2 separate regions of the Homo sapiens genome follow, and region 2 is linked to region 1. Evidence: chromatin loops called from intact Hi-C (ENCODE). Cell type or tissue: heart left ventricle. All regions are shown on one strand.

Region 1 (8,000 bases):
GAAAAATTAATAAAAAGCACTTGTAAGGTGCTTCTGGCTACAGAAACACATCCTTTAAAATTCCTTATTATACTCCACCAGCTCACCCTCTAACTTACTTCTATAACCATCCCAGCTGATTAAGCTACATAATCAAGCTGCACTCACTATAAGTCACTATTTAAGCTACATCATCAGTTGGGATGATTAGAGAAGGAAGTTAGAGGGTAAGCTGGTGTAGTTATTGAAAAAACTTTCTACTTTGTGTTATGATACCACAAATATAGTATTGGGCTACATTGACCATGGGCCCTTTCAGAGAAAGGGATTTTTCAGATGGCAACTACTCAGTTAACATTCTCTGACTCCAGAGAGCCAGAAAAGTAACATTCTGAATCAATTAGCTGAGTTAAGGAGCCAAATGTAATGTGTTTGTTCTACTGGGATGGTTGATACCATTTTGTAACACATCTAGGCTTTCAGGCTGGCGGATTTTGAGTCTCGGTTCTACCACTTACTAGCTGCTGGCAGGAGAGGTGATTGTAGGTGGAAGGAACCTTAGACAAAGTGACTTCATACATTCAACACATTTTTGTTGAGTAGTTATCAGGCATGCAACTATTTGATAGGGATAATAATTCCCACATCACAACATTGCTCTGAGGTTCAAATGAATTAATGAATATTAAGTACTAAACAGAGTGCCAGACATATAATCATGGCTCCACAGAGGGCAGCTACCATTATTGTAATAAGTGAAAACAGCTCATTAAAAGCTTACATTTGGGGATTTACTGTACAAAAATTACATATGTAAAACAATCGTAGACAAGAAGATTGGTTACACAGTGATTAAACCATTTAGGTGATAAGAAAAGATTCTTAAATTCTCTCCAGATATTTGCATTGCCTTATTCTTGCTCATATTATATCCTCCATGTTTATATCCAATAAATAACATACCATATATTAAAAAATAAATTTTTAGTAGAAAAAGCATTATAGGCCGGCCGCGGTGGCTCACGCCTGTAATCCCAGCACTTTGGGAAGCCGAGGCAGGTGGATCACGAGGTCAGGAGATCGAGACCATCCTGGCTAACACAGTGAAACCCCATCTCTACTAAAAATACAAAAAATTAGCAGGGCATGGTGGCAGGTGCCTGTAGTCCCAGCTACTTGGGAGGCTGAGGCAGGAGAATGGTGTGAACTCGGGAGATGGAGCTTGCAGTGAGCCAAGATCACGCCACTGCACTCCAGCCTGGATGACAGAGAGAGACTCTGTCTCAAAAAAAAAAAAAGAAAAAGCATTATAAATATATATGTATACACATTACACACACACACACACACACCTGTTCTCATTGATCAAGGCCAGATGTTCCTAAAGCGTGGTCCATAGAAATCTGAGAATCATCTAAGACACTTTGAGAAAATCGTTTCTATAAAAATATGAAGCTATAACTTGCCTATTTTCACCTTCTTGGCCTTTGCACTGATGGTGCAAAAGCAGTCATGGGTGAAACTGCTGGAGCCTTAGCACAAGTCAAGGTAGTGTACCAGTGGTCATTGTAATTGGCATCATACACTTGCAGTAAGAAAGAAAGGGATACTTTCACTGAAGAATATCAATGATAAAGCAGAACATATTAATTTCATTAAATCTAAACCCTGGGGTACACATATTTTTTACTATTTTGCATGACAAAATGGGATTACGCATAAGGCACTTCAGCTTTATTCCAAAGTATAAAGTAGACTGGTAGTCTTGAGGAAAAGCACTTGTCTGCTTGTTAAGAGTTGTGAGCTGAACTAGCCATGTTTTTCATAGGATTACTTTTACTTTAAATAACTGCTGACAGACAAAGAATGATTATTCAGACTTGGTTATTTGGAGACATTTTGATGAAAATGAATGAAGTGAGCTTGTCATTTCAAGGAAATCAAACATTTTGTTGCCAATAATAAAGAATTTGAGCTTTCAAATGAAATTTAGAATTTTGAAAAACTTGTTATCTGCTCCCATAAACTTGATAATTCCAAATGTGAAATATTTAAATGCTTATCTGTCAATATTAGTTATGATATTAACAAATGTGATTTTTAAATGTTGCGTAACGTGTCAATCTTTGGAAGATCTGTGTAACTCGGAGGACTAATAGTCTTCAGATGACCAATGCATGATCTTACCAAAAAAAAAAAATCTCTTGATAAAATATCTAGTCAAAGTTCAAGGTAGAACAGTGGATTTTAATATAAGAGAATATGAAATGCTTATATACATGATTTCAGATTCAACATTGTAATTACTCTTTAAAAACTACCACTCATTGAGTTTTAGTGTAGTATCAGAGGAGAATATCCACAATTATCTAAAGAAGCTATCAAAATTAATCCTACCTTTTCCAACTATGTATTTCTTGGGTTTTTGTTTTTGTTTGTTTTTGTTTTTTAGAGGCAGGGTCTCAGTCTGTCACCCAGGCTGGAGTGAAGTGGCATAATCATAGCTCACTGTAGCCTCAAACTCCTGAGCTCAAGCAATCTTCTAACCTTAGCTTTCTTACTAGTTGATATTATAGGCAAGCATCTCCATGCCCAGCTAATTTTTTAGAATTTTTTGTAGAGATGAGGTCTCACTATGTTGCCCAGTCAGGTCTCAAACCTCTGGCCTCAAGTGATCCTCCCACTTTGGCATCCCAAAGTACTGGGATTACAGCTATGAGCCACCATGCCCGGCCTCCAACTACATATTGTGTAAGGCTACATTTTCTTAATATACTCCAATCAAAAAAATATATTTCAACAGACTGAATGCAAAAGCAGAAATGAGAATTTACTTGTCTTCTGTAAAGCCAGATAACAAGAGATATACAAAAATGTAAAGCAATGAAACTTCTCAATAATAGTTATTATATTTTTAATATTTATATGAAATAGTTATTTCATATAAAATATATAACTTTGCTATGCATAATAGATTTGTTATTATTTTAAAATAAATATTTACAAAGTTTGTTTTCATTTTTAATAATCATAGATAGTCATAGGTATAATCTACAAAACAAAAAACTCTTTGAGGTTTTCCATATTGTCCAAAGTGAAAATAGATCCTGAGACCAAAATGCCTTCTTGGTGAAAAATATTTGGAACAAGTTACGCCATCACCTTCAGGATCTCCTCAGTCAGTAATGCCCTGTGACATGGGGATTGAAGAACTGTTTCTAAGACAGGGGACATCTGTAGTTATCTGTCTCAGAAAGGGAGAAGAGGAAGGGAAAATGCCCTAAAAATAATGGAGAAAAATAATAAGAAAGAGACTTAAGCTACCAGAAATCTTCACAAGGCAGCAAAATATGTCACATTTCTCCTTTGCTCAAAAGTGCTACATTTTTAAGAGTTCAAACATCTTTTATGTGCCATATTCCTAGTTGATTTCCCAGCAATGAACTATATTTTTAGCTTGTTAAATATCATAGACAAAGGAAAACAAACAATAGAGAAATTTAATAAGGCAAAAAGGTAGTTCTTTATAGAAGACAACAAAATTGATAAGCCCATTGCTAGATTTATCAACAAAAAAGGAAAGAAAACATAAATTACCAAAATCAAGAATGAAAGGAATTCATCAAAGATTCTCCAGACTATAAAGAAATAAATAGTATAAACAACTTTATGCTGACAAAGTTGACAAACCTCATGAAGCCTCCTTGCCAAGACTGATGAGAGATCAAACAGAAATTTTAAATGACTCTCTAAAGTAAATTGAAATTGTTATCGAAAATCTTCCACAAAGAAAAGTCCAAATAGTTTCACTGGTAAAGTCTATAAAACATTTAGGAATAAATATCACTAATCTTATGCAAATTCCTTCAGAAAATAAAGAAGAACACACTTTAGAGTATTTGCTGGTGAATTAGATTTGAGAACTGAGAGAGAAAAAAAGAAATTAATGATGATATATAATTTCGGCCTGTGCAAACTGGATGAATTTGAGGCACCTACTAGGATGGGGGAGGAACAGATGTCTGGGAAGGAGAAAAGATATATTAATAGCAACATTTAGGACATTTAAACTTTGATACGCCAAGTGTGCATGCCAAGTCTGCAATTGGATATATGAGTCCAGAGATCTGAGGAGCAGTGGAGGACGAAGGCTATAAATATGGGATTTACCAGCATATAAAGCCATGACTAGTATTACCTGGAGACTGAATATGGATGGAGAAGAGAAGGTGACACCTCACCAAATAACAAGGAGTGTGTGGAGATGAAAACAGTGGTCTTTGCTGTTAATTGTAACTAAGTGGGCAAGTACCATTGAATTTGGCTATATGAACATCATTGTTGACCTTTACAAGTGCAGATTTAGAAGGGAGTTAAAGAGGAGAGAGAGTCTTCTTGGAGTGGGTTGAGAAGAAAAAGCAGAGACAGAAAACAGAAACAACTTTTTCAATAGGTTTTTTTGTAAAAGAATGGAAAGAAATTTATTAGTAGATTGTAGATATGATGGTCAAGAGAGGGTTTTTTGGTTTTTTTAAAAATGTAATTTTGGTGGTGAAAAATCAATAGAGAGGAATACATTGGTGATGTTGGAGGACTGGGCTGAACTGTGTGAGCTAAGCCCTTGAGAATGGAAGAAGAATAAGCAAAGGAGTTGCAGGAAGGGCAGAGTGTATGGGCACAGACACGGGTTTCTGGTTTGCCGGTGGAAGGAGAGTATTCCTAACAGAGGGCCTCAGTGTTCTTTGTGAGACACACCTCAGTGTTCTTTGCGAGATAGCTGATGAATGGAAGAGAGGAGGAGAGACAGACAGAGGCATCAAATTTTCACGTTGGAGAGGGGAAAAGGGAATCCTTCAGGGAGATGTCAGGATTGTAGGCAGTGTTGAGTAGTCAATTAAGAAATATTGTGAAATTAAAGTGAAACTAGTTAGCTGAGTTGTGTATTTCTTTTCCAGCAATGTTACTTTAACTAGGAGTAGTTGGATAGTTAAACAAGGTCACAGAATTGTCAGAACAAACACATTTGACAGAGTAAGAATCAGGGAGGTTAAGAATTTTTGCACAATGACCTATTTTTCCTCACATCATCAGTGTAGAGCAATTACTAGAGACTTTTTGCTTCAGGTCCACTGCTAAATGATGTACGAAAGGGGTCCATTTTTCTAGAGATTGTAGCCATCTGTCCATGACCTCCACAGTTTTCAGGGAATCCATCATTCAAGGGAATGGTAGTGGCCCAGTGCCCTGAAAATTCTCCTTGGTTTGGGATTCTGCCTTCTTGTATTTTTGGTAGCCATCTGACCATGAACACCATCTCATGTATTTCATCCCTTAGTGCGATATTGAGAACTTATCTCTCACCCTGCACAAGTGAAAACTTGGTTGATACACACTTCTTGAGCCTTGCAGAATTCCTGTCCCTCACTGCAGAGTACAAGAGAGAGTTGACCCTGATCAACTCCTGGTGACAGGAATCAGTGTGACAAAATTTCAGACACAGAAGATTTGATAGGAGCTAGAGCATCGTGACCAAGAAAGTAAATAATGTTGTCCTCATCCAATCTACTTATCCTTTAAGAGGCTTACTGTGGTGTTATTACACTCCTGACCCATAAACCAGCACAAGATGAATTCTGTGCAGGCTGATCTATCTTTAGAGCTCACTGGAGTTCCTGGCTCTTCTCCTAAAGTTCATCATGTGAAATGCTTCAGTCATCATTGACAATGTTATCACCTAACATTCACATGAGCTTTGCCTAACACAGACACTTAAAAATATAGTACTGGGCTCTAAGATCAGTTGCTCAGGATTGAAAATCTATTTCAAAAGACAGGTGTCTGCACATCTAATTAGTTTTCTTCCATTAGATCGTTCAAAGATTGGTAATTATAAGTAACAATATTTATAGTGGCTAATATTTATTCAGCACCATCCTAAACATTTGATTTGGCTAACTCATTTAATCCTCACAACAACCTTAGGTAATGGGCACAATTATTATTCCCAATTTAATAGTGAGAAAATGGAGTCACTGAGTAAGTAACCTATTTAAGGTGAAGAAAAAATATCAGAGCTACAATATGAACACTTGCACTGTGGCTCCAGGAGCTCATAATAACCACACATCATTCCTATAATTTACTAGGCTTAAGTAATAAATGGTTTATTTATTAAATATTGTCATCTTGTTTCTTTAAAGTTTTATTTTAGATTGTTCTATATTTAAAATATTATAGCTCTGATCATTTACCTCGAGGAGCTGTATTTGCATGAAAGAAATCAGATTCGCTAACCTAATACAATTCTTTAAATCCTCTTTCTTATAGTGAGAAAAAAATGTAAGCTTGAATCATATGAACTTGCTTTTGTTTTACACTTTTGAATCACCAAAATGACAATTTTGTATGATTCAACTTACACAGATACAAAGGAAAAGCTACCAACTCATATTCAGTCTAACTCTCTGCTTTATGTCAGTGTCATAAAGGTTTTCACTGTCATTCATGATCTCTTTTCTGGTCTCCCTTGTGTCAGGAATGAACAGCACTCCTTGGGAAAAGAGCGAGTCAAACCTGGGGGCATAGATAGATGGTGACTGAGGAAGAGAATCATTTCTTCTAGAATGGCACTTGGCCCAAGATGTCTGAAGACTCCTGACCTTGGCCTCACTTGCCCTATGAGCTCTTCAGTCCAAGTTCTGAATAATATGAGATGTGACTTGCCTCAGGAAGTAGGAGCAATCCAAGCCTTTATTATCTTACTGTTTTTTCAAAAAACCTCATCTGGAAGCCTAACAGCAAAGTAGTTTGCCTTTCTGATTGAAAAGTTAATTAATGATAATGGTTCCAGGGATACTGTCAGACACCCAGGAATCTTAACACCTACAATGTGTTAAATTCCTCATTTCTCCCACAGGATTTTTCAGTGCTAAAAACAGCATCAATACCAGTATTCTTGGCAAAACCATTGCTAATTGACAATCAGAGGAATTCAACTAATGTGTTTACTGAGTGTGAACAAGAAAGATTGTCACATCCAGAATTTCCAAAATAGCTTTCTTTCTTTAGAATGTGTGTATCTTCCCAAGACAAGCAGCAGTTTTCTCACGTGTTTTTAGCTTGTGTCATTGGCCACAGCTGAGTCAGAACAGAGGTGACTTTTGTGCTATTGCCAGTGCCATTTTCTGTATTTGGTAAGTGTAGCAGTCTGGATGTCCTCACCACATAAAAAGGTTGACAGAATGGCCATTTTTAAATGTGCCCAGCAAGCCTATAGAAGCCATGAGAGGTGGCACCCAAAGGATAAATGGTCGGATCAGGGTACAGGAAGTGGTTATCGTCAACACAAACCATTCTTCCTGTCAGCAAGATATCAATAACATGTCTTTTGCTGGGAGGTGATATGTTTTGTAGGTACAAGTAAGAGAATATAATTTCCATCCACTTCAGAAAGAGATAAGCATGAACACCTAAAAAATCACAGACTAATATGAAGCAGACTCTAGAATAACTAATGAGACTTGGTTTTATAACCTCCTCCTCCCAAATTTCCAACACTGTTGAACGAAACCGATGCCATTAAACAGGAAGATGTATAAACTTATAAGCATATTGGAAGCCATCAACCATGGTTATATTAATATTTTATACTGTAAAAATTGTCTGGAGCTAGAGTGACAAAAACAAAAAAGGAAAGAAGCTACTAAAAGCTGGAAAAGTTGCAAGTGTTTTTTCATAATGCTGAAAATAATATTGCTCTTGGCAGGATCTTGAAGATCATATAATCCAATTGTCTTCTTTTGCCAAATAAGAAAAATGAACCAAGAAGATCTAAGCAACATGTATTTCAAAAGAGTATTTTATTAGCATTCAATAAAACTTTTAAGTTTCTTTAAAACTTTTTAAATTATTTTGCTTCTGTCAAGATTACAGAATGTCTGCACTACTAAATATTGATTGAAAATTGAAGACTCCTAGCTCTATTTAATATATGAAAGCCAGTGAAGTATACTCTATGTACT
Region 2 (8,000 bases), 74 kb before region 1:
TTCCATCCATTCTCCTTCCCCCATAATGCAACTCAGATTGCCTCAAGGACATGCTGTAGCTTTGTAAAGTAATGTTTTGCTGATACAGAAGACAATGATTCAAACATAGATTAAATTTCACTCTATAATCTTCAGGACATTTTAAAAATAGAAACTTGTTTGGAAAGTAGTGGTTTGGTGTTTACTGAACCTCAAACTTTCAGAAGGAATTTTTGATCTCTTATTCCCTCTCATAAATCTCTCAGCAACAAACCATATTTCAGTAACATTAAAAAAAAAAGATCGCAACTCTCCCTTTTACTGTACAAAGAATTTTCTCTCTTCTAGACCTTTTTAAAAGGGTATCTCATCTAAAACTCCATAATATAAGTATCTTCCTGGAGTTAATTATCATAATGCTTTCATCTTTAGGACAAGCGAATGTAGGAAATAAGACAAAAAATTTAAAAAGGAAAAGGAAAAAATTTTAAGATGATTTCCTGGGAGTTTCATTTTCTAAACTTTATTGATACTTGAAAATAATTTCCTATTCATCTTCGTTGTGATTTGTTTTGAGACTGTATGAAAGGTTAACTAATTTTTTTCACTTCTTTTCCTCCCATGAATCTGAGTTTTCCTTTGCAGAGCTGATTAAATACACTTGAAGGCTACTGCGATATTTTTCTGATAATCTTGGGGAAAAGCAAAATAAAACCAAAAAATCATGTAAACTATATTATACAAATAATAAAAAGAAGCAATTCAGTGTATGTGTTATACTGAAAAATGATTTCTATTACTTTTGTTCCTTGCCCCATTGCTGTTTGAGCAACTCTGCTCCTTTCTTTCCTCTCAAACGGAGCAAGTCATGACATAGCCCCCTCACGCTGACTACAGCAGCCTCTGGAAACACTGCCAGCGGCACCCGCAGAGCAAATGCAGCACTCCTGAGCGAGGACCACAGGGCAAGAATTGTTTTTAATGTGGGTGTACATTAGTCTCGTTACTTTTGAGTCAAATAAATATAGGAAATTAAATTATGACTTACATAAGAAACAGGAACTTTTTAAAAGTTTTTCTTTCTTTTTTTATTTGGTTGCCTTCATAAGTGGTTAAGAAATAATACTGAATTACACACTTGCATCATTTTGGGGAATTCCACTTATGATGTTTTTGAGGAATTTGCAGCCATTAGTTAAGAATTTCATTTATACTTTCATGGTTAAAAACAACTAAAAGTTAGGTATTCAGATAATAAATTGAAATCACTTGGAATCAACTACGTGTTCTGTGAAGACCATTATTCTTCAAAAGACATTTTATGTATCTGTTATATTGAAATAACAGCGAGGTGTTATTCAGTTCATACTTGAAAATAATTTACTATTCATCTTCTTTGTGATTTTTTCAGGTATATTATTTTAAAAAGTAGACTAATAAATTAATTAAACATTGCATTCTCAGGTTGTCTCACAAGTGTAAGAGTCCAAAACATCCCTAAAATAAAAATCAATTTACACATTTTAAAAATGGTATTGTTCTAGCTCACCATTTAAAATATGCTGTGTGTCATGGTTTATATCTTACCAGTCGCCATTTTTATAATTTATCAGTGTCAATATGTCCATTCCACAAAAGAATCACATGAAAGATATATTTCTTGGGCCAGTGTATATTTGGCCCTAATTTTTTTACAATGAGAGGAAGTGCATAGGTTTTGCATGAATATACATGGGACAAATGAAACAGATCTGTGATGAAGCAAATTGCTTGCATGTGTGGCTTTATCTTTATAGACAAGTGGCTTACTCAGTCAAGCATGTAAGCTGAACTTGACTTCTGCTCTAGAAATTATCCCAACCTCTGCCATACTGCCCACTATACCTCTCAACTCTGCTAGAACAACTTCACTCTGCACACTTCACTGTGGCAGATACTGTGCTACACTGTGTTCTAGACACTGCAGGTACCAAGGACATACCCAGAGGGCTCACAGGGCAGCAGGCACAAGTAGTTACAAAATAAAATAGAGGAAAGCATAATTTATAAAGTTTATGGGGATTCAAAGACCACAGAGATTCTGCACCAATTTAAGGGGGCAAAGGGGTAATAAGAATTTCTTGGAGGACTCTTTTCAATAATAACGGAGGATTCCAAATGGTGAAGATAGTGGAGAAGTTGAAACGCCAGAAAACCCAGGAAAAAGAGGTAGGGAGGAAGACTTTAATGGTAGGCTAGGGATAAGCAATAGGATTAGCAATGTGTTCTACCTTCATTTCTCAAGCAAGACTTGAGCCAATTAACCATGAGCAAGACGGCTTTGCCATGGTAAGACGCACTTGTTAACAATTAAAAATGAAAATCTCTTTCATATGACTGGATACAGCTCTTTAACTCAGTTTAATGGAGCATTCAATGTCAATATAATTTGATGATATTACTTAGGACTGGTTTTTATTGCTTTATATATTTTAAAACTGAACATTTTCTTTCTATATATGCAATAATTTAGCGTGTAAACTAATTGGGGAAGCAATATTCCAATTGGCCATTTTGGTTTATTCATGAAATGAACATGAGTGGTGTCTGTACTCTACCAAATAATTTGTTTATTCAGAGTAATACATTTCTGGAAACTTTATAGACTCCAATCCCAATTTCTCATCATTTTCATTTTTCTATTAGCATTTTTTGTGTTATTAGGAATCAAAACTAATCCATAAATAATAATGCTTCATAGGAATAGTATTTCATGTGTGTGATTCCTCTGGTCTGAAATGTATTGAGATTATGTCTGAACCTATGTCTATTTTGTTTACTCAAGAGAAGGAGTGAATTTTATCATATCTTTTGATTTGATGTTTTCTACAGATTTATAGCATCATATCACCATTCTTATTATTTATCAGAAAACAGTGATCATCCAGGTAAAATATTTTGCCCTCAAGCTAGTAAATGGCATGGCCATTATTCAGATATAGGCCTATTAAATTCCAAGCTACATATTATTTCCACTATATTACAATGTCTTTCTGAAAGAAAAACTATAAGTAAGAACTCACATGCAAAATTGCAGTGTTTCGTTTACATATAGACAAACAAAATTATTTCTGGGATTCATTTATCACTGGTGTTTGTTTATCCTTTTAGGTTGGACATAGTGAAATTTTAAGGTCTTAAACAGGCATTGCCTATTTCATAAACAAAAGAAAGCAGTTAACAGATATTCACTCAGATCATATGTATCCTGAAATTGGTAAGGCACTAAATATTTCACATCAACAGGGATAAAAGCTCAGCAGTGTTTGGGTTTGGAACATCCAACATTTTTTTCCCAAATCTGAAATTCATTTTGCCAAGGAATTTTTCCCTTAATTTTAAAACCATGTTTTGTGTAAAAGATAATAGAGAAATAAAATTCAAATATTTCTGATTCATTTATGGTCAGGCTCATAGATACAAAAGTATCTCAAGCACTAAATAAAGCATTTGGACTTTTTAAACAAATACAATGTTTAATAGAGTGGGGTGTAAATTTATTCAATATTAAAGAACTTAGGGTTAATTTAAAACCCAGGAACTATAGATAACATATGTCACACAGAAGTAAGGAAGAAGGGCAGGAAGAAAAGCTGGAGTGAAAGGATAGAGAGAGGAAGGAAAAGGGACGGGGAAAGGATAAAAGGAAGAAAAGAAATAAAAAGAGAGATGGAAGATAATTATGTCTCTGTTATTTTCATACTGCTTTATGATTTTAAATATACTTTCATACTTATTACTTCATATTTCCTCTACTTTTCAGGTATACTACTTCATATTTCCTAACAGCTTCGAGTGTGATGTCACAATTTCCATTTTATAGCTAACTGAAGAGCTGCAGATTGTTTATGTGAACAGCTTAAGGTCACACAGGGAGTTGAAAGACAGCTCCCTTAAAATCTTTCTGAAACAATTTGGCCTATAAATGGTAGTGCAGCTGTGATTTTAATCAAATCTTCTTAAGCAAGGGCAGAGCTGTACCTTTTGCACAGTGGTTCTCAACTTGAGGGTGCCTCAGACTAACCTGGAGGCCTTGTTAAAACACAGATTGCTAAGCCCCATCCCCAGAGGCTCTGACTCAGGAGCCCCAGAGTAAGGCCCAAGAACTTACACCTCTCTCAAGTCCTCGGGTGAGACTGATGCTGCTAGTCAGGAGACCGTCTTTGGAAACTGCCAATTTTGCCAACCTTCTGGAGCTTTGGCCTCTGTGTAGGGGTGAGCCACTGGGATGCGATGTGAGCCACTACTGCTCGCATCATACGTGAGCTAAGACTAGAAATAGGAGCTTAAATTTAGAATAAAATCTGATTTTTTTCTCCCTCATTTTTAGACTTTACACCAGGAAGAGTTCCTTTTAAAATTGGCCTGGGTGGCAGAGGTCAGAACATACACAATTCAACAACAACTTGCGCCACCCACCTCCAATTCCCTGCTCTACAGGACCATCCTGACTTCCACAGTGACCCGAGCACTGGCATTCCAAGGACTCAAATGACCACCTTCCTCGCCCTTCAATAAGGTTGCCTGGAATTCTTCTAAGTAACACTTATTCCTACACATTAGGGATTTTTCACCTCACATTTCCCTTGCCCAAGAGCAAAAAGCTCAGGGAATGATTGGCTTTTCAAGCTAAAGAGTGGGAGAGTCTGGGGCGGTTGAAGACAGTCTGGGTAGCATTTGAGGGGAGGAGAAATGCAAGTCCAGAGGTGGGGCTGCGGGGCAGGAGGGAGTGGATAGCCAGAGTAATAGGGCTACGGTGTTTGGAAGATGTGGGAGAAACATTCTGGAAAGACAGAGGGGAGGCACAAAGACAAAGGTGGCTTGCTTGCTCCAACAGCTGAGTTTACCCTGACAGGCTTCTGTGTTCACAGTGCCACCCTACCCTCCCAGCCCTAGAGGTGAACCGGTTGATGGGTCAATCTTGAGTAGGTCAGATTAATTTTTTTCAGGGCAAAGGAAAACACTGAAAAAAAGAGCTTAGCTAATGTTTCCAGGGCACCTTGAGAAAAGTATAATCTATAGGAAATGAGAGTATTGATAATATTAGACCCTAAATAATACTAAAACCATTTGAGTAAAAAACAATGATAAGACTTTGGGGCTGCAGGACTATGTCTCTGAGTCTGGGGCCTGTTCAAGAAGTCCTGCAAGAAAGGAGAGCCAGTTTTACCTTTAGAAAAGCTCCTGTACTATTTTCTTAGTTTGTAACTTTAACAGACAAAAGTTCAAGTTCTTCATCCCGAGTCGGGGTGATGTGAGGAAACTGTGACTGTGAATCTCACTGTCGTTTATTTTTCTTCAGTATCTCTCAGTGAAGAAAGTATTTGGATGAATGACAGAAAGCATCCTGAACTGTGCACCTGCAAAAGATATTTCACACATTCCTTTTTGGACATTTTGTTATTTTCCTCTAAGCCGATAGCCTTTCCATCTTGTGCAGGAAAGATCATTAAGTATTTCATAGGCATAAACATTTCATGTTCAAAACTTTTGGTACTTCAGTTGTAATATTGTTATTGTACTACATAAATCTAAAATAAAACCAGCTTCTCTGCCCAGTACCTATCAGCTGCAATTTAGGGGAAGTGCCTTTATATTTATATCCTATGGGCCCAATCAGGTAGAAAGAGAATTATTCTTTATCTTGTCTAATGTCCCCAAATCTCCCAGGTCCCAAGTCACAGAAAGGCAATGTGGTAGCATTCTTCTGGGGACTCATCAGATATATCCTCAAAGTACTTTTGTCAAATACATTATTCTAATCAATGTGAATCCTAAAATGTTATTATTAATAGTATAGTTATATGTTGTCAATTTTTTTTGGAATATGAATCATTTTTGTAAGTAATATGTCATTTGATTGTCTCAAAAATTCTATCAAGTTATCCCATTTTGTGGGTCAAAGAACTAAGGTTCAGGAACATGAAGGGACTTGCTTCAATTAATTGGTCAGGATGTGATGGCGGGGAGATTTGGAGAGGCTCCAGGGTCCAAGGTTGAGCCTTTGTGCTATTCTATGTCACTTGGCTTCTGGCAGAGCACAGATCTTAGATGTTTAGCTCTTCAGTCACAGGATGGAGAGGAGGGAAAGTCAGAAGCACGGAGGCGGTCCTGTTGTGTAGCACTGATTTTCAGAATCTTCCCCCAACACTTCATCTTCCTCCTTGTTCTTTTCCTGGCCAAGCCTTAATTGACCAGTTCTACTTCTAGTTAAGGACCAATTCCTTCTGGCCCAGTGCTACAAGGACATTAGCAATCCCACTCCTTCACGAAGCTGATTGTGAGTCATGCCAGTTCCTCCTCCAGGCAGAACCAGGTGTGGGCACTCTTTCTGAGCTCCGCATCGAACATGGGGACCTGTGATGCAGTGTTTTCAGCTCCCACTGGAGAGATGCAGAGAGGGCGATTTATCAGTGACAGTCAAAAAAGCTGGTTCTGCCTCTTTCTAGAGGCAGATGCAGGGGCCTAGATGTTGTTATTAATCATTCGTAAACGGTTCTGTGTTCAAAATAGCAGTGTTTAAATATTTCAGAACAGGTCCAGCCTCATAAAAAGTGGGTTATGGGCTGTCATGATAACATTTCATCTCCTTCACCATGTTGTGGCCGAGAGAAATAAGCTGTCACTGCCACTTGCATCCCTGACCCTCCAACATGCCAGGGCACAGCAGCCAATGGAGTGTGCTGGCAGCAAGGCAGGGGGGAGAAAGGCAGGACTACTCCATCAAGATACCACCATGAACCAAAAGGGCAATTTTCCCATATTTAGGCTGCCTGTTTGGGTTAACTATCAACCAAAGACCTTTGTTTTTAAACAGAACCTTTTTTCTCTTTCACATTTGATAAATAAAAGCCTTAGACTGAAATTCTTTCTGATTTTACTGCTTCCTTTAAGTTTTACCTCATGACATTTTGGATAGACTGAATGAAATCATAGTTTATTTCCCTCCCTATTCCGGTGCCTACCCTGCCCCGCACCTTTCCCACTTTCCCAGTTCTCGGAATCTGTCTGACGTAACTGTTTAGGGAAGATGGTATTAACCTGATAGCATCTGAGGAACACCTGCCTGCATTATCACTACTTTACTCTGAGTTAGAAACCCCGTGCCCTTTTCAATAACAAGAACAGGGAGAAACCATCGTGAAACACACCACTCAGAAAGGACAGTTTAGGCTCATGATAGGAAAGCAGTCTGCAGCAAACAACAACAGTAAAAAAACAAGAATGAATTTCAAAGAGTGTGGTATCTGGAAAGTAAACTAAATGCCATTTGAAAGTCAAGTCTTACACTTGTGTTTTCATCTCCCTCTGTTCTTACACAGCTTCATAGCTGTGAAAAATAGTCAATAATATTTGTATTTGCTTCTCTATTCATTTTTTTCTCTCCAGCTGATGATAATCTGGCTTTCCTCACCAATGCCAGTGCAAGTGAAATATTAAAGTAACCACTAATCTGGGGCTAAAATAGCAAGTGGACTCTGTTGCTCTGGGAGTAACCCCAACACTGCCCTAGTTTGGTGGTGATGCTTTGGTAGTCAATCAGTGTTTCCCAAGGGAAAAAAGTAGGATGCTAATGTAATCTTCAGTTCCACACATGCATTAGAATCAATTCCAAGCATGTGCAGGTTGTCATTCTTACTGGGTGTCTTTGCTAGGCGTGGACAGTGAGAGAAATTTTCGGTTTATTAGAGCGAATCCAATCCTCGGCTGGCCAAATAATGACAAGACTGCTTTGGGAAATGTAAAAGTAAGAGGCAGGCTAGGAGAGGGATTCCTAGAAAACCAGAAAAAATCTTGAGATAAACATCTTGAATTTCTCTATAGGTGAGACCTCTGGCATTTCTGAAAGAAGCTGAGGGTTCAACCAATACTATTAACCAAGACAATGAAATGAGGACACTATTAAGAACTAGGAAGAAACAGGGAGACTCACATGTCTAACTGGACCCGTTTATATTTGACATGTAGAGTCTATAGTAAGA

What was found. A loop is a pair of places that touch in the nucleus more often than their neighbours do. Peaks named below come from ENCODE experiments on the same cell type or tissue, not always from the same donor. Only the 100,000 strongest peaks of a DNase experiment are listed, where the experiment ranks them.
Region 2: a loop joins it to region 1, with 2.4 times the contacts of the local background. A loop is called at or near these places in 7 of 110 quality-filtered maps.

What each region holds. Positions count from the first base shown.
Region 1 is chr6:122,123,013-122,131,012 of GRCh38, forward strand. No RefSeq gene overlaps it. Among named protein-coding and RNA genes, the nearest start is that of HSF2, 270 kb to the right of the region's middle. In heart left ventricle, no CTCF peak of the experiment used is centred here; no DNase peak of the experiment used is centred here; H3K4me3 peaks cover 682 bases; H3K27ac peaks cover 4,732 bases.
Region 2 is chr6:122,048,660-122,056,659 of GRCh38, forward strand. It overlaps a transcript of LOC105377979 not described here. Among named protein-coding and RNA genes, the nearest start is that of HSF2, 350 kb to the right of the region's middle. In heart left ventricle, no CTCF peak of the experiment used is centred here; no DNase peak of the experiment used is centred here; H3K4me3 peaks cover 555 bases.